Linked DNA regions of Homo sapiens: region 2 is linked to region 1. Evidence: chromatin loops called from intact Hi-C (ENCODE). Cell type or tissue: transverse colon. All regions are shown on one strand. Each heading gives the region's core, and the rest is flanking DNA. Links, peaks and the distances in the headings are about the cores only. Region 1 has its middle 35 kb from the start of SSTR5. Region 2 holds the start of LOC124903619 (peptidyl-prolyl cis-trans isomerase CYP95-like).

Region 1 (15,511 bases), core at 4,768-9,767:
CCACCGTCGGCGGGGCCCCTCAGCACAGCTGTGAAGCTGCAGCCCCAGCCACGGCCACGGCCAAGCGGGCAGGGCTGAGCAGGGAGCACAGGCGCCTTCAGGCTGCAGTCCCTGGCTCTGGCCCTCACTTTCCATTCTGAGCAGAGCAATCCAGGCGGCTTCCCGGAGGTGGTGAGGAGCCTTGGGAGGCTGACCAGAGCCCAGGGGGCCCCACTTAGCAGACGAGGAAGCTGAGGCCCAGCCCTCGCCTGCAGTGCGGACGCCCTGGCCCACCCAGGCCCCTCTGTCCCTCCCTGGAGAGGCTTCTGTGCCTCCCAGCTGCCTGGCAGGGCAGGGTCTACGCAGGGCACCCACAGTCCAGTGGCCGGGAGAGGCCGGAAGCCTTGGCTCTGAAAGCGAACCCCGCCCCTCCAGGCTCCTCCCGGCCCCACCCAGCCCTGGGCCTGGGAGGCCAAAGAGGCCACCTGGGGCTGGCGGCTCCGCTCGGGGCTGTGAGCACCATGCCAGCTGTGGGGCTGTCCGGGGGCTTGGGGAAGCCGGTGTTAGGGGGTGCAGCTCTAGGTGACTGAGAACACTCAGCCCGACGACGCGCGGACGCCCCTCGCGGAGCCACAGGCAGTGCCTGACGCCACTGGGCGCCGGAAAGGGACGTGTAATTTACCGATGCCGGAACCAGGCTCCGGGCCACGTGAGGGCTTCCTCCAGCACCAGCTCAGGGCCACCTCCTCCGGGAAGCCCTCCTGAGGCCTCTCCCTCTCCTCCCTGGGCTCCCAGAGGAGCCTTGGAGCAAGGAGGCCAAGGGAGAGGAAGAGGCCCGGAGCTGTCCTGGCCCCACCTCGGCCCCCCAGGCGGCCCCGGGCGGGTGTCCCTGTGCTGGGGACACTCTCGTTTCTGGGCCGCATGGGGCAGGATGAGCTTCTGGGCAGTGCCGCCCGGGAGACCCCGCTGAGCTTCTGGGCAGTGCCGCGTGACTCCCGGCAAGCGGCAACCCCCTCTTCCCCTTCCCAGGCGCCAGCAGGCCGGCCAGGGGCGTGGGGGCGGGAAGGGGGTGGGGCAGGGGAGCGAGGAGCCCAGGGGTCCCAGGAGGAGGGCGGGGGGCTCCCTGCCCGTGGTTGCCTGGCGTCTGTCATGATGAGGCCGTGCTGCTAGAACGTGGCACAAATCGATTCTCCCCCAATTTCTTCCAGGGCCAATCTGGAGACGGATCAGACCAGGAATTCCACAGCCGGCAGAGCGGAGCCAGGCTTAATGCCGAGAAAACCGGCGCCCCCGCCGCCGCCGGCCCAGGGCCCCACTCACAGCCGGCGCCGCCTCCCGAACACCCTGATGCCCCGCTGGGGCCCTGAGGGTCCCCGCCTGCCTGGACCACAGCAAAGCGGCTGAAGTGGCCAACTGCCCACTGCCCCCAGGCCTGGGAGAGGCGGGAGCTGGGCCTGGCGGGGACCCCGCTGTCCATTTAGGACAGGGCTCCCCCAGGTCTGTGGACAGCTGCCCAGAGCTCCCTGCCGGCCGGCTTCGGGCTACGGAGGGTACCAAGCCATCGCTTGTCCCTGACTGTCTTCCTGCACGGTCCCTAAGACCCACCCGAGGGGTCCCTGACCACCCCCCAGAACGGCCCCAAGGCTGACCCGAGGGGTCCCTGACCACCCCCCGGAACGGCCCCAAGGCTGACCCGAGGGGTCCCTGACCACCCCCCGGAACGGCCCCAAGGCTGACCCGAGGGGTCCCTGACCACCCCCCTGGAACGGCCCCAAGGCTGACCCGAGGGGTCCCTGACCACCCCCCTGGAACGGCCCCAAGGCTGACCCGAGGGGTCCCTGACCACCCCCCTGGAACGGCCCCAAGGCTGACCCGAGGGGTCCCTGACCACCCCCCTGGAACGGCCCCAAGGCTGACCCGAGGGGTCCCTGACCACCCCCCTGGAACGGCCCCAAGGCTGACCCGAGGGGTCCCTGACCACCCCCCTGGAACGGCCCCAAGGCTGACCCGAGGGGTCCCTGACCACCCCCCTGGAACGGCCCCAAGGCTGACCCGAGGGGTCCCTGACCACCCCCCAGAACGGCCCCAAGGCTGACCCGAGGGGTCCCTGACCGCCCCCCTGCACGGCCCCGGTCCTCCTGCTGCTCTCAGCCGCCCGTGCTCATGCGCAGTTTTGCGAACTCAGCATCAGGCACATCCTGTTTTGTGCTGAGCCAGCTCCAGGCGTCCCCTCAGGCTGTGAGCTGCAGACCTTCCAGGCAGCTCAGCCAGGTGTCCTCCAGTTCCGTGAAAGGCTCTGCTGGCCGAGGGGCGGGCAGAGGGTTGGGCTTTCCAGGGAGGCAAGGACCGGGCATCCTGGGGCCGTGGGGGCAAACGTGGCCTGGGCCAGGGTCTGACCCCCAAGTGCTGACTGGGGAGCTGCAGGCTCTGGAGCTGGAGCAGCACCGGGAAGGGGCGGGATGGGGATGGGCCGGCCTGGACTTCGGTGGATAAACCTTCCTCCCACTGTGGCACCGTCGATGCAGAAGGGAGGGTCCTCCCCACAGTGCTCTGGCTCGAGGCAGCCACGTGGCGAGGTCCTAGTGTCCACGCCACCCGCCCCACCCCTTGAAGGCTTTCTCCTTGGTGGGCTGGCCCTGCCTGCTTCTCTGCAGCCCCCACCTCCCTCCCAGCTCCAGCGCCACCGGTAGTGTCCACGCAATGCCCATTCCTGCTGCGGGACCGTTTTAGTTGCTATTCCTGGAATTCCTCCACCCTAGATCTTCGCTCGTGAACTCCATCTCATCCATCAGACCCAGACAAAAAGATCACTTCCTCCAAGAAGCCCTCCCTGACAGCCACCTGTGCCTACATCGTGTGGTTTTCTCAGTAGTGCCTGTCCCTCACAAAAATGACCTGGCGTGTGTTTTTGCCGCATTGTCAATCCCTCCCTGCCTTCCAGTGTGTACTGCTCTTAAGCTCCACCCACCATGGCCCATCCTGGTGCCTGACACCCTGGAGGCATGCAGTGAGTGTCTGCCTGCAAAGCAGCAAATGAGTGATTATTAGAACTCCCACCCCGGCCAAAACTGAAAGTAGAGAAGCAGCCCTCAGGTTACACGATCCCCCACATCTGGCACTCAATTCTTTTCAGGGAATTAACCAGCTGTTTTGGGGTCACGCATACCCAGGCTGATTACAGCCATTTTTGTAGGTTGATTTGAGTTGATGGAACAGAACAGAGAGTTCAGTAATGGACCAAGCAGATGGGGCAGTTGGCGCACTGGGGCTCGGTGGAGGAGGGGACAGACCCCACAGTGACCACACCATGGGGATGACTTTCTGTCCGTCACATACACATAGAGCTAGATCCCTACCTCACACCAAGCACAGATGGAGTTTTGCTCTTGTTCACCAGGCTGGAGTGCAATGATGCCATCTTGGCTCACTGCAACCTCAGCCTCCTGGATTCAAGGGATTCTCCTGCCCCAGCCTACTGAGTAACTGGGACTAGTCACGCCTGGCTAATTTTTTGTTGTTGTTGTTGGTAGAGATGGGGTCTGCCTATGTTGCCAGGCTGGCCTCAAAATCCTAGGCCCAAGTGATCCCAGGGTGGTCCATGAAGCAAGTGTGCCCTAGGCCTGGCACCCAGGGCAGAGGTATCCCAGGCCTTGCCCTTCCCTGCTGGAGCTCCCAGGCTGCCAGGGGATGGGGAACCAGGACAGAGCCCAGGAAAGAAGGCCTCAGAGGATGAGGATCCAGTGATAACGAGAGGGGGACCCTTGGGGAAAAGTGGGAGCTTGGGAGGTGTCAGGGGAAGGTGGGAGCTGGGGGTCTGGGGAGGAGGTGGGAGCTGAGAGTCTCAAGGGAAGAAGGTGTGAGCTGGGGGTCTTGGGGAGGAGGTGGGAGCTGGGGGTCTGGGATGAGGTATGAGCTGGGGGTCTGGGAGGAGGTGTGAGCTGGGGGTCTGGGAGGAGGTGTGAGCTGGGGGTCTGGCAGGAGGTGGGAGCTGGGGGTCTGGGAGGTGGGAGCTGGGGGTCTGGGAGGAGGTGTGAGCTGGGGGTCTCGGGGAGGAGGTGTGAGCTGGGGGTCTCGGGGAGGAGATGTGAGCTGGGGGTCTGGGAGGACGTGTGAGCTGGGGGTCTCGGAGGAGGTGTGAGCTAGGGGTCTGGGAGGAGGTGTGAGCTGGGGGTCTGGGAGCAGGTGGGAGCTGGGGGTCTCGGGGAGGAGGTGTGAGCTGGGGGTCTCGGGGAGGAGGTGTGAGCTGGGGGTCTCAGGGAGGAGGTGTGAGCTGGGGGTCTCAGGGAGGAGGTGTGAGCTGGGGGTCTGGGAGGAGGTGTGAGCTGGGGGTCTGGGAGGAGGTGGGAGCTGGGGGTCTGGGAGGAGATGGGAGCTGGGGGTCAGGAGGAGGAGGTGTGAGCTGGGGGTCTGGGGAGGACGTGGGAGCTGGGGGTCTGGGCAGAGGAGGGTCACAGAAGCAGGACATGACTTGGGACAGGGCAGAGGCTTGTGCAGGCACAGGGCTGGGAGCCGGGCCACATTCCCTCCTTGGTGTGGGGTGAGGGGCACCCCAGCTTGGGGACAGGGGCGCTGGCACTCAGGCAGCCCCGACGTTGTCCTGGGTTCACTGTGCTGGGGCGGGGGCTCCTACTGGGGCTCTGTGGTCCCACAGCCAAAGCCCCGCTTTCCTAATCACACGTTGGGGCTTCGGCAGGAACCTCAGCAGGACCTCGGGGGGACCTCGGCAGGAACCTCGGTGGGGACCTCGGTGGGGAGCTTGGCGGGGACCTCGGGGGGAACCTCGGGGGGGGACCTCGGGGGGAACCTCGGGGGGAACCTCGGCGGGGACCTCGGTGGGGACCTCGGGCAGAACTTCGGGGAGAACCTCGGCGGGAACCTTGGCGGGGACCCTGGCGGGAACCTCGGGGGGAACCTTGAGGGGGGATCCTCGGCGGGGAGCCTCGGCGGGAACCTCGGGGGGGATCCTCTGGGGGGAACCTCAGAGCCGAACCTTGGGGGGCCCTCAGGGGGGAACTTCGGGGGGGACCTCGGCGTGAACCTCAGCGGGGCCAGGCTTGTGGCAACTTGGGCCTGGCTGTTCTCTTGGAAGGACGTTTCCAGCCTCTGGGCCCCAGAAGACCCTGGCACGTCCACTGCCCTCACTGGAATGGGACCACCTCCACCTCCCGGGGCCCCAAGGCCCGGGTCCCGGGCACAGGTCGCCTCTTTCCTCCTCAACGTTTTTTTTTTGTTTGTTTAGTTTTTTGTTTGTTTTTTTGTTTTTTTTGCCCTTAAGACCCAAAGACAGAGGCTTCACCACGTTCAGGTAATGAAACTGGCTTTTGTGAGACTTGCGTCAGACCAGCTGTGTGACTTTGGCTGAGCTACGTAACCTTTCTGAACCTTATCTCTGGGCTCCCGTGAGAACTGAGAGTGAGGAAGGCCCGGGGCCTCACAGGTGAGTGTCTCACCAGGTGTGAGAGCTGCTTCCCGCAAGGTCCAGCCTGCGAGGGTGTGGGCTGCCCAGGGCTCCATGGGGCTTAAGACCCCAGACTCGAAGGCAGCCTGGTTTGAGTCCCGGCTCTGCTGCACTCTGGTCCTGACATGGGGGGACATCACTCGGCCCCTGCCTCAGTTTCCCCATCTGGAAAGGGAGGTGCCAGCCGTAGGTGCTTCAGCAGCCCGTGGTGGGGAAACCTGGACATGGCCCCACCTTGGAGTTTTAGGGGCAGGGAGCAGGATGTCTGGAGAGTTCCATGAAGTTCTGGGACCCAGCAGATCCCCGAGCATGGGCAGGGCTGGAAAGACTGGGACAGGCCCTGGGCAGTTTCAGGGTCCCTGGATGGACGGAGCCTGGAGCCAGGGCAGTCAGCGTGTGCATGTGTGTGTGTGTCCACCTGCGTGTCTCTGCACGTGTGTGCGTATGACTGCCTGGGGGCGGGGACTGAGGGGACGCTAGCTGGGGTTAGCACCCCTTTCCTGCCAGTGATGACAGAGTGGCAGGGCCAGGGGTCCTAGAGAAGGTCCCAGCCCCTGGTTCAGAGGGAACACTGAGACCTAGGTGGGACCAGGCCGGCCCCAGGGATGCAGCCGGGGTGGGCCGGTTCCTTCTCTCCATGCAGGGCTGGGCTGGAGGCACAAGCTTCCAGAAGCGACAAGGAAGTAGTCTGGGACACCTGCCTGCCTCTCGTTCCGCAGCAGGGATGGTGCCACCCCCTCAACCCGGCCTGATACACGCAGAGGACAGACATTCCCAAGCAGCCCATGGCTCTGCCTCCCTCTGAATCTGCCTGGTACCCATTCGAACACTCAAGGCTCTGATAAGGCCTGCACTGACAGGTCCAGCTAGCGCTGCGTAACCTGTATTTCCCCGGGTCATTTGGCTAGAAGCCCTTTATCTGGAAAATCCTGAGGGACCTTCAGAGGACCAGGTTGTAGTTCACACCAAGAAGCAAGCTCCGTGCGGCAGAGCCCAGGGGACTCAGGGCCGTGCCTGGTGCAGTGCAGCCCCCCGGGGGGCTCCGTGAATGAGCGCCTGTGTGAATGGGTGAGTGAGTGGAATTCACAAGTGGAGCATGAAGGCTGAGTGGCTCTTCCGGCCCCAGACGCGGTGCGAACTGCCTGTGTTGCGGGGCCGGAAGCGGCAGGGTAGATTCTGACCGAGGCTGCTTCAATGCCTGGCGCCCCTGAGGACGGGGTCCCAGGAGAACCCCCGGCGTGGGCTGCAGAGCAACTCCCCCGAGAAGCCGCCCGGGAGCTCACAGGCGACCAGGACATCGTCACGCAGGGACAATGCCAGGGTCCGAGCGGGGCAGCTATTGAGGGAACTGCCCTCACCCTTGGTTGAGTAAATGAAAGAACGCTGGTGCGTGTGATGGGCTACGGGGTCAAGCAGACGTGGGGCGCCCCTGAAAGAGCAGCCGGCGACGTGAGGCTTCGTGGAAAGAAGCCCCCAGGAGCCAGGGCTGGAGCAGAAGGCAGGGTGGTGGGAGCGTCAGCCTCTGCTGCTGCCGTGGGCTGAGTGTGTCTCCCCAGAGGTCCCAGCCCTTGGCACCTCCGCATGTGACTGTACTTGAGGACAGGCCGTTAAAGACACAATTCTTTTAAAACGAGGCCTTCCGGGGGCCTAATGCAGCCTCACAGTGCCCTTCCAGGGAGCAGAGGGCTGGAGACGCGCACACAGAGGAGAGGCCTGTGGGGACCTGGGAAGGCGCCATATGTGAACCAGGAGGAGACGGCGGGAGAAGCCCACCCTGGTTCACAGGCTCCAGTGCGGTGAGGGGAGCGATGTCTGCTATGTGAGCTGCCCCGTCTGTGGTATTTTGTTTTGGGTGCTCCCAAATGCAGCTGCTTTAAACAATTGAAGACCTCGCTGTCTCACACGGCCTCTGAGGTCTGAGAATCGAGAAGGGCTTGGCTGGGTGGTGTGGCTTAGGGAGACATTACCATCAAGCTGTCAGCCAGGGCCGAGGTCACCTGAAGGCTGGCCTGGGGCTGGGGGAGCCCTACCTGGGGTCCACCTTGCCCTCTTCCATCAGTGCTGGGAGTCAGGAGGTCTTGGCCCCTACACATGGCCCCTCCATGGCGCTGTCTGGGCCCTCCCGACATGGCTGCTGGCTTCCCCAGGTCAGGAGGCAGAGGCTGAGCCCCCTCACAGCAGTTACCCACTTCATGGGCCCAGGCCTGACCGGGACCGGGACCTTCCTGGCACTACCAGCTCAGGATCTGTCCCTACCTCTGATTTCGGCTTCTTTCAGCCACAGGCCGCAACTGGCAATTACCAAAGACAAACCACAAACAACTGTACGTAATCTCCTGAATCCCCAAAGCGGCACGGGAGGGCTGGCAGTCTCCAGGCGGATCCCGTCCCAGCCGCAGGCTCCTCCTGCCCCCGATGAGCAGCCTGGGGCACCCCCCTCCACCCCACCCCCCACGAGCGGCCCCAGGCACCCCCCTCCACCCCACGGCGTCGGGATTCCTGGCTCCCTCCTGATTTGGGCAACTCTAGGATTCCGGGATCATCCTGGCTGGGAGGCGGCGGGTGCTTCCTTGGAGCGGGCGAGGAGGGAGTGGGGCCTCCTAATCACCAGCGTGCTGAAGACCTGGCTCCAGGACACGGAGGTGGGGGGCAGGGGATACAGGTTACAGGCTCCAGGCTCAGGAGCTGCCGAGCACCATCAGCTGAGCGCTGAGATGAGTCATGGCCGCAGGGCCACTTCCCTGCATGTCTCTGCCCGCTGCTGCCTCGGCTGGCTGCCCACACACGGGGCTCCTGGCCCCTGGGGAGTGACAGCCCCGTCCCAGCTACAGTGTGTCCCCTAAGCTTTGAGGTTCCTAGGTGGGGGCAGGGACTCCCTGACAGAACCCCAGGTAGGATACCCTGGGCAAGAAACCACACTGACCCCTGCGCTGCCCACAGCACACACAAGGAGAGTCCCTTGAGGAGTGGGGGACAGATCAGGGTGGAGCCAGTGTGGGCAGGACCCTACTGGGGGGATGGCAGGTGGGGCCCCACGGGAGCGCTGGACCGCAGGGACATGGGACGGCGTGGGCCGCTCTTGGGTGCAGTTCATTGCCCTGGAAGGGTGCAGTGGGAGAATCACCATCTGGGGGTCTCTGGCTCTGAAGATGGAGCCTCCACCAAGGCCCCTCGGGGGCAGAAACTGCAGAAACCCACATCCAGGACAGGGCACAGTGCCAAGCTCCCCCAGGCAGTGGCCCCTCAGGCCCCTCCCCGGGGAACCCCTCCTTCACAGCACCAAGCTCCCAGGGCTGTGGTCCCTCACGCCCCTCCCCGGGGAACCCCTCCTTCACAGCACCAAGCTCCCCCGGGCGGTGTACCCCACGCCCCTCCCCGGGGAACCCCTCCTTCAGGGATTCCTCAGGCTGGAGGGGGAGGAAGAAGGCTTCCTGGGTCCCTCCCCGCTCCCAGACCCCCAGAGGAGCAGCCACACACAGGGACAGTACGGGCAGAGCTCATGTCTTGTTCAGCCCCGTGGGGCCCCGATCAGGGTCAGACTCCAGGCAAGGTCTCAGTGCCAGGAGCTCATTTGCAGAGGAGGAGGGAGCGACGAGGAAGCTGGCCGGGCTCTGTGCACCCGCTCCCAGGCCCTTCTGGTGACTCAAGGGCACCTCAGGCTGACGGAGCTCCTGGGGAGTCCCACTGTGTTCCCCGGGGCCTCTTCCCGCCAGGCCTTGGTGCCCTGGTGCAGGGGCAGTGACCGAGGCCCCAGTCGCAGGACTGCAGAGCAATCCCATAGGTGGAGGCCCCGCCAGGCAGCCAGGCACAGGCACACAGGAGGCACCTAATAAATGCAGACGCTCTTGGGGTGGGGGCAGTGAAGAAATTTAAGGTCCCCACCCCAGCAGTGGCCAGTGTGCCCTCCCTGCCTCCACGACTGGCCTTGGGGGGTTAATGATGGTGGTGGTGGGGTCCTCAACCCCTCAGGCTCTCCCCCTCCCCTCCTGTCCACTCACTCAGCTCCTGACAGGGCCCCGTTGTCCACTGAGGCCCATGCCAGGAAGATGGGACGTAGGCCATGTCCCTGCTCAGTGGCACCCTGGGCTGGCGGCTGTGGGGGCCTCAGGACAGGGTTCTGGCCAGGCCCATCACCTCCGCCTCCTCACTGGCTTCTGTCCACAGCAGTGGCATAGGCCAGCCGAGAACGTGGGCCCCACCACTTCCGACCTGCATGGCGCCAAGCCTCAGTTTCCCCATCTGCACCTCCAGGGAGGTTGAGAGTGTGAGAGACGCTACGTGGCTGATGCTGAACTGGCCCAGGACTAACCATGCATCCCCTCACTCCCCGTGGCCCTCCAGAACCCAGGAGCCCCTCCTAAGCCACGGTTTCAAGGCCTGGCAGTAGCCTCTGGCTCCCCACTCCTCACAGTCCCCAGACTGGCTCCTCCAGACAGCTGAAGGTCAATTCTGTGGTCGACAGCCTCAGACCCCCAGCCCTGCCAGCCCCATGAGTCTTGGAAAATAGGCCAAGACAGGGTCAGAGGGTGTCGGTCCCTGCACCCCAGGCAGCGTCCGCTTGGAACCAGGCAGCCCCAGGACTCTGCCTGTCCATCCCCTCCCCAGAGATTCTGCCCCTCCTCTGCCCAGCCCCACACTGGCTTCCAGGGCTTGAGCAGCTGGGCCGTGTGGGCCAGCATCTCAGCCAAGCCCACCCCCTCGCCACCCAGCCTGGCATTGTGGCATTGTGCCCTCATGCCCCAGCAGAGCCCCAGCCTAAGACGTTGCAGGCAAGGGGGAGCCACTCCACCTCGAACCCCCCAACCCTGGCCCAGCCACCTCCACACACCCCAGGACTCCCATCCAAAAGCCTGTCCTCTAGAGTCTGAATCTGCTTGGACCAGCAGCCATGTCTTCCCTCCCCGAGCTTTCCCCATCCAAAGGAGGGGTGAATAATTAGGTTGCTGTAAACTGGAAATGCTTTTCAGCTGCAGTGGCAGGAGCCAGTGGGTTCAGCCTCCCACCCGGAGCTCACAGCTGCAGGCTGGGCTGACTGCCTGGTGTCGGCAGAGAGGCCAAGGCCCTGGGAGGAGGGTGGGCTGTGAGGGGCTGGGGCATGACTGAGACTCCCCTCCCCTCCCATTCATTGCTCACCAAAGTCAAACATGTGGAGGGATGGACAGATGGACAAATGGACAGAGGGATGGATGGATGGATGGATGGATGGATGGATGGATGGGTGGATGGATGGGTGGATGGATGGTTGCATAGATAGATAGGTGGACCAATAGATAGATGGAAGGACGGATGGATGGACTGGTGGGTGGATAGATGGATGCGTGGATGGATGGGTGGATGAATGGATGGATGGTCAAATAGATAGAAAGATGAACCAACAGATGGATGGATGGATGGATGGATAGGTGGATGGGCTGGTGGGTGGATGAATGGATGGATGGTTGGATGAGTGGCTGGCTGGCTGGCTGGCTGGATGGATAGATGGATGGACAGGTGGATGGATGAGTACATGGATGGATGGATGAATGAATGGATGGATGGATGGATGGATGGATGGATGGATGGATGGATGGACTGGTGGATGGATGAATAGATGGATCGATGGGTGGATGGATGGATAGACTGCTGGGTGGAGGGATGGACTGGTGGATGGATGGATGGATGGATGGATGGATGGATGGTCAAATAGATAGAAAGATGAACCAACAGATGGATGGATGGATGGATGGATGGATGGACTGGTGGATGGATGAATGGATGGATAGGTGGATGACTGGGTGGATGGATGGATAGATGGATGGATGGGTGGATGGATGGATGGATAGATGGATGGACTCGTGGATGGATTAATGGATGGATAGGTGGATGGATGGATGGATGGATGGATGGATGGATGGATGGATGAGTGGATGTACTGGTGGATGGATGAATGGATGAATAGGTGGATGGATGGATGGTTGGGTGGATGTATGGATAGCTGGGTGGGTGGATGGATGGATAGATGGATAGACTGGTGGATGGATTAATGGATGGATAGATGGATAGATGGATGGATGGACTGATGGATGGATGGATAGATGGATGATGGATAGGTGGATGGATGGATGGATGGATAGATGGGTGGACTGGTGGATGGATGGATGGTGGATGGATGGATAGGTGGGTGGATGGATAGGTGGATGGATATGGATGGATGGACTGGTGGATGGATGGATGGATGGATGGATGCATGGATGCATGGACTGTTGGATGGATGGATGCGTGGATGCATGGACTGTTGGATGGATGGGTGGATGGATGGATTGATGGACTGGTGGATGGATGGATGATGGATGGATGGATAGGTGGGTGGATGGATAGGTGAATTGATGGATGGATGGATGGATGGATGATGGATGGATGGATGATGGATGGATGGGTTGATGGATGGATGGATGGATGGTTGGATGGATGGGTTGGTGGATGGATGGATAGATGCATGGACTGGTAGATGGATTGATGGATGGATGATGGATGGATGGATTGATGGATGGATGGATTGATGGACTGGTGGAAGGATGAGTGGATGGATGGATGATGGATCGATGGTGGATGGATGGATGATGGATCGATGATGGATGGATGGATGGATGGATGGTTGGATGGATGGATGGATGGACTGGTGGATGGATGAGTGGATGGATGGATAGATGTATGGATTGGTGGGTGGATGGGTGGATGGATGGTGGATGGATGGATGGATTGATGGATGGTGGATGGATGATGGATGGATGGACTGGTGGATGGATGAGTGGATGGATGGATAGATGGATGGACTAGTGGATGGATGGATGATGGATGGATGAATTGATGGATGGATGAGTGGATGGATGATAGATGGATGGACTAGTGGATGGATGGATGGTGGATGGATGATGGATGGATGGACTGGTGGGTGAGTGGATGGATGGATGGATGGATGATGGATGGATAGATGGACAGGTGGATGGATGGATAGGTGGATGGGTGGATAGGTGGATGAATGGACTGGTGGCTGGATGAGTGGATGGATTGATGGATGGATGAGTAGATGGATGGATAGATGGATGGACTAGTGGATGGATGGATGATGGATGGATGATGGATGGATGGATTGATGGATGGATGGACGGGAGGATGGAAGGATGGATGGACTAGTGGACGGATGGATGGATGGATTGATGGGTGGATGGATGCATAGGTGGAAGGGTGGATAGGTGGATGGATGGATAAATTGATGGACTGGTGGATGGATTGATGGATGGATGATGGATGGATGGATGGATGGATGGATTGATGGACTGGTGGATAGATGAGTGGACGGATGGGTGGGTGGATAAACAGTTAACAGGGCATGGTGTCTGGGAGGGCAAGACTTCAGCTCCTTTCCCTGGGATGTGGGGTTGTCTGGGGCGGAATCCCCAGCCTGGGAGTGAGCCAGTCCTTGGCCGTCACTGGACTGGTCCCGGGGGAATCACCCTGGCTCTGCCCTTGGACCTGGGGGGTGGTTCTACAGGGCACATCCCATGTAAGCGAAATGCTGGCTCTGGCCTCTTCCTGGCAAGGATTTGGAGTTTGGGGCAGCCACCTCCATCCCCTGATGCTGAGGATGATGGGCAGCAGTCCAGTCCATCTGGAAAGTCAGGGTGGACTCCAGTTTCCGTCAGCTAGAGGTCATCCCTGGGCCCTGCCTGTGTGCCCGGTGGCCCTGGGCTGAAGGGTGGCCCCCAAAAGGTACGTCATCCAGAAACTGTGAAGGTAGCGTTGTTTGGGGAAAGGGTCTTTGCCGATGTGGGTACATTAAAGATAACTAGATGAAACCACACTGGATTGGGTGGGCCCCAAATCCTCACAGGGTGACCTTGTAAGAGACAGCGGTGGGAAAGATGCAGACACAGAGAAGGCCGCGTGAAGACCGGCAGGGCTGGGGCGACACGTCCACAAGCCCAGAAACGCCGGGATGGGCGGCAGCCACCCCAGGGAGCCACTCCCTCAACCTGGGGGGTGTAGGCCCCAACCTGGGCATGTTTGCCACCCTAAAGCCCACCAGAGCCTGTGCAGCCCCGGCAGCCGGTGTGGGGGCCGCTGTGCCCGCAATCCAGGGCGGGTGGTCAGCCCCACACTGCCCACCGAGCGCTGCATTGGGTAGCTGAGGCTGGGCACCTGACCTCCCTGAGCTTCAGTTTCCCCATCTGTATGGTAGAGGCAGTAACCGGCAGAGGCAGAGCCTGGAAGCTCCCCCTGAGTCCAGCACCTGGCCGGTGCCCAAGATGGCAACTCCCCTCCCTGCCCTGCTGAGCCCTGGGCAGTCTCCAGGGAGGTGGGCTCTTCGGGAGACTGGGGTGGGGGAGACAGGGATCCCCTGAAGTTGTCTCAGCAGCATCAGGGCTCCAGCCCTGGCTCCCACCTGACAAGGAACAGTGTCCCAGACTCTGCCAGGTGACCAGTCTCGCCCTCCGATGGCCATGGTGGATGGAGGCCTCACCCCTCCTCTGAGCCCCCATCAGGGGCCCCCCAGCTTCCCTTGGTCTACATGCCTTGGGGAGGAGCAGTTGCCTGGCAGGTCCCTGACTCAGAGGCCACTGTTACCAATATTGTTATCCTGTTAACGGGAAGCCACTGTCTCCCACCCTGCAGTGGGATCGCAGCCTCTGAGCCCACTGTCCATCTGGCCTAAGGGACCACAGACACCCTCGCTGAGCCCCGGTGGGGAAAGCCGAGCCCCGGTGGCGAAAGCCAAGCCCCCACACCCAGGTCCTGGCTGAGTCCTGCCAGTGTGGCCTGCATGGTGGGCAGCCCCAGGCCCCCTCCGGCCAGCTCTCGGGTCCAGGTTGGGGGAACAGAGCCCACTGCCAGCCCCGGCTCATGCCCTCCAGACAGGTCCACAACACACGCCGGGCAGCAGAGCCAGGCGCAAGCAGCATCGGGCAGTGGCGATGCTGGGGCCTTGTGATGCGCCAGGCCCTCGGGTGCCCCCACAACATGGATCCCTGAGGGTGCCAGGCACAGAGCTCAGAGAGCAAGCCCATGGTGTGGGAACCCACGCCCCGGAGCCCCCTGAGCTCCCCAGGCCCGTTAGCCACCCCGCCCTCTGAGGTCATTTTCCAGCCGGCCCACACCCACTGGAAAGAGAGCCCAGAACCAGGAGGGCGCCCGCCTTGCCAAGCCGGAGGGGAGCCACGGGGGGGCGGAGGAGGCAGTGGGAACCCGACCAGGTGGCAATTTAAACAGGAGGCGCAGCGGCCGCCAGGGAGCGGGCTGTCAGGGGGCCTCATGGCGGGGTGCTCAGGCCGGGAGCTGGCTCCGCTCAAGGACAGGCCTCCAGGGAGGCCACACTGACACGGCGGGGGCGGGGTCTGTGGCGAGAGACGCCCGCCAGAGCCGGCAGCAGCCCTGAGCCCTCCCGTGGCCCCAGTCTGGGCCCCTCCCCCACCCCCACTTTACAGATGCGGGAGCTCATGCACGTGGAGGATCCCAGCCGTGGCGTGACCCGCGTTCAAGCCCAGTGGGCTGTGCCGTGCTGCGTCTGTGCGCAGGGCCAGCCTTGGGGACAGACCCGGAGCCGAGTGGCCGGGCCACGCATCTCTCCCGGGGCTGCAGGGAGCACGCCCCACGACAGGATGCCTTGAGATGCCAGAAATGCGTTCTCTCTCAGCGCTGGGGGCCAGACACCCCAAATCAAGTGCTGCTCCGAGGCTCTGGGGAGGACACCTCCTACGGCTTCCAGCTTTGGGCACCGCCTGTGTCCAGGAATCACGCTCATCGCTCAGGGGTCCTCGGCCAGCATCTGCCTTTCTCTCTCTCTTCCTTTTTTTTTTTTTTTTTTTTTTTGAGACGGAGTCTCACTCTGTCGCCCAGGATGGAGTGCAGTGGCATGATCTTGGCTCACTGCAAGCTCTGCCTCCCAGGTTCAAACACTTCTTCTGCCTCAGCCTCCCAAGTAGCTGGGATTACAGGCAGGTGCCACCACGCCCGGCTAATTTTTTTGCATTTTAGTAGAGACGGGGTTTCACCATGTTTGTCGGGCTGGTCTTGATCTCCTGACCTCGTGATCCGCCC
Region 2 (9,406 bases), core at 1-5,000, 130 kb after region 1:
ATGCTGCCCCTGCGAGTCTCTGTCTGCATCCCCTCCGCACTCTCCCATCCGCTCTGTGGCGCATAGACACTGTGGTGGTGTGAGTCATGTGATCGTTGTCATGCTGGGCAGCGGGTGGCCTCTGTCCCATCCAGCATCCTCAGAGCCCAGGAGGGAGCCCGGCCTGTGGGGTCTCTGGGGCCCTGGGATGTGACCTTCCATTGACAGACGCGAGCTGTGGGCAGTTTCCAGCAGCCACATTCACGGTGGCCTCACCTCTGAGAATAGCACTGGAATGGCGACCCGCATCCGCATTCTTATGCTGGGTTTCCAGTGCGAAGAATCCGTTGGGCCCCCACGTGTCCCCCGCATCCAGTGGCGGAGCTGCTGCCTTATCCTGGGACTGCGAGGGGCTGACCGGTGTTGGTTCCGTGTGGACCCACCATGACCTGCCTCTGCATCCTTGCCTGGCTTCCATGCCCATCTGGGAAGGACAGGGCCAGAGGGAGACACTGCCTCACATGGAGGCTGGGCTGCCTCCCCAGTGCTGCCTCCCCAGTGCTGCTCCCCCAGTGCTGCTCCCCCAGTGCTGCCCCCCCAGTGCTGCCCCCCCATTGCTGCCTCCCCAGTGCTGCCCCCCCAAGTGCTGCCCCCCCAGTGCTGCCCCCCCAGTGCTGCCCCCCCAGTGCTGCCTCCCCCAAGTGCTGCCCCCCCAGTGCTGCCCCCCCAGTGCTGCCTCCCCAGTGCTGCCTCCCCATGCTGTTTCTGGGCTGGGAAGAAGGTGAAAGCTGTTTTCATGCAAACCTATGGGAGGGGAAAAGCTTCCCCCAAAGTCTGCCGGCAGCATGTGTGCAGGGCGCATTCTCAGATGTCAGGTCCGTGCAGCGTCCTGCAGGGTGGCAGGTGGCGGACCTCAGAGCGGGGCCTTTCCCTCCAGGGCGAAGGGTGCCGAGGTCACAGGAAGTCCCGACCTAGGCCCTGGGTCCCACGCCAGAGCTCCCACTCCTGCAGACCTGACCTTGCGTGTCGATGTTGAGACTAATACGTGCGGGCTGGTGTCTCTCAGTAGCAAGATCAGCCCTGTCTCAAGGACCGTTTCCATTAAACTGAGTTTCTGAAATGATTTCTTTGTGAAATGTGTGGCTTCCATTAACTCACCTTTGGTATGTCTCGTTGTTTTAGGATGGGAGTCCCAGCTTCTGGAGACGGGGTTCCTGGGGATCTTCCTGTGCCCTCTGTGGACGCTGTCAAGGCTGCCCCAGCATACCCCCACATCCCGGATTGTCCTGTGGGGCTTCCGGTGGCTGATCTTCAGGATCATGCTTGGAGCAGTAAGTGGAGCTCTTCTGCGTGGTGTTTGGGGAATAACGGTGGCTCTTCTAACCTGTGAGGCTTCTAGGAGAGGTGAGGCTGTTTCCTTCCTCCCCCGCCGCCCTCTGTCCTCCTGTCGGCCTGGCCTGGCCAGCTGCGCACTCTTCTGCCCCTTCAGGGGCCTGTGTTTGAATGCTGGGGACCGGCTGGCTTTTCCCGGGCATGCTCATGATCCCTGTTTCTGGGACAGAACCACACCTCTGAGTCTGTTTCAGGAGGAGACTCAGAGAGGAGCACTGGACGCCCTGCTTCCCCCACCAGCCCTCCTGAGCTTCCCCCACCAGCCCTCCTTTGCTTCCCGGAGTGTCCGAAATATTTCAGAGCTCGTTTTTAAATGACAGAGTCTCAGGCCATGGTGGGCGCGTTGGCAGACATATTCAAGGGTGAGGGAGGTATGAGACCCGCCGTCCTGACGCTCAGGGAAAGCGCGGCCTCCTCATGGTCTCTTGGCTGCGTCCTTCCTCCCGGGTGCTTTGCCTGCTTGGCTTTGACGTCTCTCAGGACGACCAGACTGTCCAGGTTCCCTGCTGAGCCCCGGGGTGGGGGTGGCGGGTTCCCTCCTGGGCCCTGGTGTGGGGGCGGCGGGCTGTGCGTGCTTCCTGCCCAGCCAGGGGCTGCTCATCTGCGTCTGCCCTGCAAACGGTGAATCACATGCCAACCCCCTGTTCAGCTTCAGTAATGTGACCTCTGAGTTCACAAAAACACGATGTGCACTTTAAAAGCAGGAGCGACGTGGTCCTTTTGACGTCTGCCACACTGACCAGAGCTACGCAGCTCTCACCTGCTCTTCCGCTTCACGTGGTTTGGTAGTAAGATTTTCATTTTGGGCTGGAATGATAAAATCTTCATGTTTTTGTGTTGGAAACCATGTCGTACAGATATGCTCTCTGAGCATCTGTTTGCTTAAGTGTTTCGTGGAGGATTCGCTGAAGACGTACGAAGAGTTGGGCACTGCCCCAAGGAACTTGTGCCTGCCCCACCCGACAGCGCGCTCACGCCAGGGCCACGGCCAGAGTGTGCCGCCGTCTCGGCCACTCCTTCAGTCCGGAACGTTCCTCTTCTCTCCCTGGCCTCGAGGCGTGGCTGCCGTGCCTGTGTTCAGCTTCAGGTCATGCCGCAGGCAGGGGCCCGAGTGCTGGGCGGCTCCTCCCACCCTGTCCCCCCGGGGCAGCTGCGGACACTTGGGACACCCAGTCCTAAGACAGCACTGGCCACGGACTCAGGAAGCGATGACTCCACGTGGTTTGGGGTATCATGTAGCATGAAGTGTGGCTCGGTGTAGCGTGTAGCATGGTTCAGTGTAGTGTGTAGCGTGGCTTGCTGTAGCGTGTAGCATGGTTCTGCATAGCGTGGCTTGGTATAGCGTGTAGCGTGGCTCTGTGTAGCGTGGCTCAGTATAGCGCATAGCGTGGTTCTGTGTGGCGTGGCTCGCTGTAGCGCATAGCGTGGTTCTGTGTGGCGTGGCTTGGTGTAGTGTTTAGTGTGCTTTGGTGCACTGTGAGGGGCTGTCTGGGCCCATTCCTCACCGTGTGTTCCCTGCATCGTAACGTCCATGTCTGGGCATAGCTCTTCTTTCCATCTCGTTCAGCTCGGGGCTCTGTCCCCCTGTGGCTCCCATCTTCCCCAGCGCCCTCCTTTTCCCTCCCCCTCACTCACATCCCTGCGTCTCACCTTGCGCCAGCCCTTAGCCAGTGCTGCAGAAACGTCAGCCATGCATGGAGTGAACTGGCCATTTCTTGAGGTGCTCCCTGGTGGTATGCGAGCACCTAATTCCCTTTATTCCTTTTCTGGGAGGGTTACATGGCCTCTCATGATGAGCACTTGCCGGGGTTGGGAGGGGTCACTGCAGGCTCAGCTGCACTAGCAGGAGACCCACAGAGAGGGACCTCAACACCAGGGCCCCTCTCACCCCCCAGGACAAGGTGTCCAGAGGGTTGTCCCAGGCAGGGAGCCTCCAGCTTTCCTCTCTGCCCTCTGTGGCATGCCAGCTTCAACCCAGGTGTTCCTGCCCCAGCCGCACGGGGGTGGTGGGCACCCGTCCGCAATGTCACTGCATACCTGTGGATGGCGGGCACCGGGGCATCCCTGACAGGTTGGTTTTCTGGGGCTGTGGGGAGTCTTGGGTGCTTACTCTAGGTCCTCACTGTTTTTACTGTGTGAACCCTGCGGGCTGGCTCCGCCTCCCAGGAGCCGCTCCCGCATGCTGCAGCCTGGTGACCTCTGGGCTGGTGAGCTCAGCCTCTGTCCACGAGGCCAGGTGTCTGGGGAGGGCACTGGAAGCAGCTGGAGGCAGCAGGGCCTGACCTGCCCCATCCCCTCGAGGGCACGAGCAGGCCCCCAGGGCTTGTCAAGGGCCAGGGCCTTCCCATCTCTGCCTCCTTGCCTGGTCGGGTGTGCTCGGGGCCATGGCACAGCGGGAGGGAAACATGGGTGGGTGGGGTCTTTGGAGAGCTTTCTGGACGTGGTGTCGGGCAGGGTCCTGGCTGAGGGGTGCGTGAGTGGCTGCAGACAGTTGGCCATGGCTTGTTGGAGGAGGGCATAGCTGCAACCCGGCATCCAGATCGCGCAGGAAAGTGGGATGCTGTCTCCGGGTTTACTTTTCCATTTAATTAGAAATACTAGAGATGTTTCCATGGCTCCTTTTAATGGAACATTGAAATTCTTCATTGTCTCCAGCCAGAATACAGATATTCTCACAGGCTGTGGGTCCTGATCTTTCCAGGGCTTAGTTTTAGGTTCCACCCTCTGCTGGCTTGAATATGCACAGATGTGGATGCAGCATTTCCAAGGACTCTGTGGACAGCAGCCGGGTGGGGGAAGCGCTGTCAGGCCGAAGCCCTGGGAGAGAAGCAGAGCTCCAGGGAGAGGAGCCGGCCCCGCAGAGGAGCCGCCAGGCGGTTGTATGCAAAGCTCCTGGTGCCAAGAGTTGAACAGCTCCCACAATGCCTAGTGGATGCAGGGACTCATCTGCTCATGGGAAGCACCTTTTATGGCATTTTGATTGATTGCTAGTGCCAGCTGGAGAAGAAATTATCAGGTGCACTAAAAGGTATAATTACTTGATAGACTCCTGTGTTGGGTGTGATTAATGTTCCTTTGGTGGAAAGCAGAGGGTGAGTTGATAAGAAAGTGACAGCAGCAGAGTGTCCACCTGCTGATGAACCACCCTGTGGACAGAGCCGGCTAGGAAGGCACGCACACCCCTTCCCCCGCTCGCGCACTTGGGTCACAACCAGCGCCGCACCGTCAGCTTGGCGGATTCACTCAGAAACCAGCACCTGTGGTTCTGTGGCCTGGAGGGTTTCAGATGCCCTAACCACTGGGTTCCTCAGAGCCATCTCAGGGGGAGCCCCGTGGCCCTCCCGATGAGGGTGCCAAGCAGAAGGGAAGGAGAAGCCACAGCCTCTGTGCCCGCCGGAGCTGGACGTCAGCTGCAGGCCTCAAGGCCACCACACAAAATCAGTTGTATTTCTTTTTTTTTTTTCTTTTTGAGATGGAGTCTCGCCTTGTCACCCAGGCTGGAGTGTAGTGGCACGATCTCGGCTCACTGCAAGCTCTGCCTCCTGGGTTCACGCCATTCTCCTGCCTCAGCCTCCCGAGTAGCTGGGACTACAGGAACCTGCCATCACGCCTGGCTGATTTTTTGTATTTTTAGTAGAGACTAGGTTTCACCGTGTTAGCCGGGATGGTCTCGACCTCCTGACCTTGTGATCCACCTGCCTCAGCCTCCCAAAGTGCTGGGATTACAGGCGTGAGCCACCACACCTGGCAAATCAGTTATATTTCTATATGCTGGGAGAAAATGTCAAAATGAAAATGTTAAGTATAGCATTTATAATAACATTCAGAACCATAAAATAGGAAATTTTAACAAAAGAAATGCAGCCTGTATGCCTCGAAAGATAGCACACATTGCTGAAAGTAAGGAACACTTCAGTAAATGGAGAGGTATACCATGTTCATGAATCAGTCTTCATATTGTTAAACTGTCCATCGTCACCAATTTGAGCTATAGATTCCATGACATCCCAAGCAATCCCAGAAGGATTGTTTTTTCCAGAAACAGATAAACTGACTCTTAGATGTATATGGAAATGCCAAGGACCTACATAGCCAAAACAATTTTGAAGAAGAATAAAGATGCAGGAGGAGTCACACTACTTGATTCCAGGATTTACTGAAAAATGATCGTAATGAAGACAGTGTGACACAGGTGTGTGGAGGGTTCCCTCGAGGGACAGAACTAACAGGAGAAATATATATATAAAGGGGTTTATTGAGTATTAACTCCACGATCACAAGTCCCCACGATAGGTTGCCCGCAAGCTGAGGAGCAAGGAGAGCCGGTCCCGAGTCTCAGAACGGAAGAACCTGGAGTCCCATGTTTGAGGGCAGGAGGCGTCCAGCACAGAAGAAAGATGCGGGCTGGGAGGGTAGGCCCGTCTCCCCTCTTCTCCTTTTTCTGCCTGCTTTATATTCTCTGGCGGCTGATGAGATGGTGCCCACCAGATTAAGCTTGGGTCCGCCTTCCCCAGCCCCCTGACCCAAACAGGAATCTCCTCTGGCAACACCCTCACAGACACACCCAGGATCAGTACTTTGCATCCTTCAACCCAATCAAGCTGACACTCAGTATTAACCATCACAAGGCGTGAGGACAGATAGCTGCATCCGCAAAATAGAGAACCAAGAAATAGTCCCACACCAAAGTCAGGATCAAATGATTCCTGGACAAGCCACCAAGTCAATTCAACTGAGAGAAAGAAGCCTTTGCACCAGTTGGTGCTGGAAGTTCTGGATATGCACCTGGATAAGTGAACCCCCCTCCGTCACCACACACAAACGTTAATTTGAGATGGATTGCAAACATAAAAGCTAAAACCATTAACACTTCTTGAAGGTAACATAGAATATTTTGTAATGTTATGATAGGCAAAAGTCTCTTAGGACACACAAAAAAATTAACCATAAAAGAAGAAAATGGCTGGGTGCAGTGGCTCACACCTTTAACACCAGCATGTTAGGAGGCTGAGGCAGGAGCGTCCCTTGAGCTCAGGAGTTCAAGCCCAGACTGGGCAACATAGTGAGACCCTGAAAGAAAAAGAAACAAACACATACATTGGACTTCCTCAAAATTAAAGTCTTCTGTTCTTCAAAAGACACCACCGAGAAAATGACAAGGCACAGATCAGGAGAAAATATTCACAATGCCATTATGCCTGACAAGGAACCTGTATCTGGAATACATAAAGAATTCATAAAGTTCAATAATAAAGATAATTTGATTTTTTAAAGAGGGAAAGGATTTTAGCAGGCACTTCACAAAAGGAAACATGCAAATGGCTCTCACGGCACTTGAAAAATCCCTCAGATGCACTGGCTATTAGGGAAATGCTGAGCGTATCTACATTGAGACAATTCCTCCCCCCAAGAACAGCTGAAATTAAACTGAGATACTTCCTCCTCACAAGAACGGCAGTGCAGAAGTCACCACCACACAGCAGAGACGGGCGTCCTGTGGGCAGTGCAGAGTTCACCACCACGCAGCAGAGACGGGCGTCCTGTGGGCAGTGCAGAGGTCACCACCACGCAGCAGAGACAGGCGTCCCCACGGGCAGTGCAGAGGTCACCACCATGCAGCAGAGACAGGCATCCTGTGGGCGGTGCAGAGGTCACCACCACGCAGCAGAGACAGGTGTCCTGTGGGCGGTGCAGAGGTCACCACCACGCAGCAGAGACAGGCGTCCTGTGGGCAGTGCAGAGGTCACCACCACGCAGCAGAGACAGGCGTCCTCACAGGCAGTGCAGAGGTCACCACCACGCAGCAGAGACAGGCGTCCCCACGGGCAGTGCAGAGGTCACCACCACACAGCAGAGACAGGCGTCCTGTGGGCGGTGCAGAGGTCACCACCACGCAGCAGAGACAGGCGTCCTGTGGGCGATGCAGAGGTCACCCCACGCAGCAGAGACAGGCGTCCTGTGGGCGATGCAGAGGTCACCACCACGCAGCAGAGACGGCCGTCCCCACAGGCAGTGCAGAGGTCACCACCACGCAGCAGAGACAGGCGTCCCCACGGGCAGTGCAGAGGTCACCACCACACAGCAGAGACAGGCGTCCTGTGGGCGGTGCAGAGGTCACCACCACGCAGCAGAGACAGGCGTCCTGTGGGCGATGCAGAGGTCACCCCACGCAGCAGAGACAGGCGTCCTGTGGGCGATGCAGAGGTCACCACCACACAGCAGAGACGGGCGTCCCCACAGGCAGTGCAGAGGTCACCACCACGCAGCAGAGACAGGCGTCCCCACGGGCAGTGCAAAGGTCACCACCACACAGCAGAGATAGGCGTCCTGTGGGCGATGCAGAGGTCACCACCACGCAGCAGAGACAGGCGTCCTGTGGGCGGTGCAGAGGTCACCACCACGCAGCAGAGACGGGCGTCCCCACAGGCAGTGCAGAGGTCACCACCACGCAGCAGAGACAGGCGTCCTGTGGGCGATGCAGAGGTCACCCCACGCAGCAGAGACAGGCGTCCTGTGGGCGATGCAGAGGTCACCACCACGCAGCAGAGACAGGCGTCCCCACAGGCAGTGCAGAGGTCACCACCACACATCAGAGACAGGCGTCCTGTGGGCGATGCAGAGGTCACCACGACGCAGCAGAGACAGGCGTCCTGTGGGCGATGCAGAGGTCACCACCACGCAGCAGAGACAGGCGTCCTGTGGGCGATGCAGAGGTCACCACCACGCAGCAGAGACAGGCGTCCCCACAGGCAGTGCAGAGGTCACCACCACACAGCAGAGACAGGCGTCCCCACAGGCAGTGCAGAGGTCACCACCACGCAGCAGAGACAGGCGTCCCCACGGGCAGTGCAAAGGTCACCACCACACAGCAGAGACAGGCGTCCTGTGGGCAGTGCAGAGGTCACCACCACACAGCAGAGACAGGCGTCCTGTGGGCAGTGCAGAGGTCACCACCACGCAGCAGAGACAGGCGTCCTGTGGGCGATGCAGAGGTCACCCCACGCAGCAGAGACAGGCGTCCTGTGGGCGATGCAGAGGTCACCACCACACAGCAGAGACGGGCGTCCCCACAGGCAGTGCAGAGGTCACCACCACGCAGCAGAGACAGGCGTCCCCACGGGCAGTGCAAAGGTCACCACCACACAGCAGAGATAGGCGTCCTGTGGGCGATGCAGAGGTCACCACCACGCAGCAGAGACAGGCGTCCTGTGGGCGATGCAGAGGTCACCACCACGCAGCAGAGACAGGCGTCCTGTGGGCGATGCAGAGGTCACCACCACGCAGCAGAGACGGGCGTCCCCACAGGCAGTGCAGAGGTCACCACCACACAGCAGAGACAGGCGTCCCCACGGGCAGTGCAGAGGTCACCACCACGCAGCAGAGACAGGCGTCCCCACGGGCAGTGCAGAGGTCACCACCACACAGCAGAGACAGGCGTCCTGTGGGCAGTGCAGAGGTCACCACCACGCAGCAGAGACAGGCGTCCTGTGGGCAGTGCAGAGGTCACCACCACGCAGCAGAGACGGGCGTCCCCACAGGCAGTGCAGAGGTCACCACCACACAGCAGAGACAGGAGTCCTGTGGGCAGTGCAGAGGTCACCACCACGCAGCAGAGACAGGCGTCCTGTGGGCAGTGCAGAGGTCACCACCACGCAGCAGAGACAGGCGTCCTGTGGGCAGTGCAGAGGTCACCACCACGCAGCAGAGACGGGCGTCCCCACAGGCAGTGCAGAGGTCACCACCACACAGCAGAGACAGGAGTCCTGTGGGCAGTGCAGAGGTCACCACCACGCAGCAGAGACGGGCGTCCCCACAGGCAGTGCAGAGGTCACCACCACACAGCAGAGACAGGCGTCCCCACAGGCAGTGCAGAGGTCACCACCACGCAGCAGAGACAGGCGTCCCCACGGGCAGTGCAGAGGTCACCACCACACAGCAGAGACAGGCATCCTGTGGGCAGTGCAGAGGTCACCACCACGCAGCAGAGACAGGCGTCCTGTGGGCAGTGCAGAGGTCACCACCACGCAGCAGAGAC

The links. A loop is a pair of places that touch in the nucleus more often than their neighbours do. Peaks named below come from ENCODE experiments on the same cell type or tissue, not always from the same donor. Only the 100,000 strongest peaks of a DNase experiment are listed, where the experiment ranks them.
Region 2: a loop joins it to region 1, with 25 times the contacts of the local background. A loop is called at or near these places in 5 of 110 quality-filtered maps.

The regions. Positions count from the first base shown.
Region 1 is chr16:1,029,824-1,045,334 of GRCh38, reverse strand. No RefSeq gene overlaps it. Among named protein-coding and RNA genes, the nearest start is that of SSTR5, 35 kb to the left of the region's middle. RefSeq lists an enhancer at 7,546-8,055. In transverse colon, for the core only: no CTCF peak of the experiment used is centred there; no DNase peak of the experiment used is centred there; H3K27me3 peaks cover 4,262 bases.
Region 2 is chr16:902,835-912,240 of GRCh38, reverse strand. LMF1 (lipase maturation factor 1) reads left to right here. Exons shown (of 11, transcript NM_022773.4): 4 at 1,162-1,310. It overlaps LOC124903619 (peptidyl-prolyl cis-trans isomerase CYP95-like), which reads left to right and starts at 1,317. Exons shown (of 1, transcript XM_047434995.1): 1 at 1,317-9,406. The coding sequence starts at 6,742. The coding sequence ends at 8,526. It overlaps LOC107984876, which reads left to right and starts at 8,587. Exons shown (of 1, transcript XM_047434996.1): 1 at 8,587-9,406. The coding sequence starts at 8,587. In transverse colon, for the core only: no CTCF peak of the experiment used is centred there; no DNase peak of the experiment used is centred there.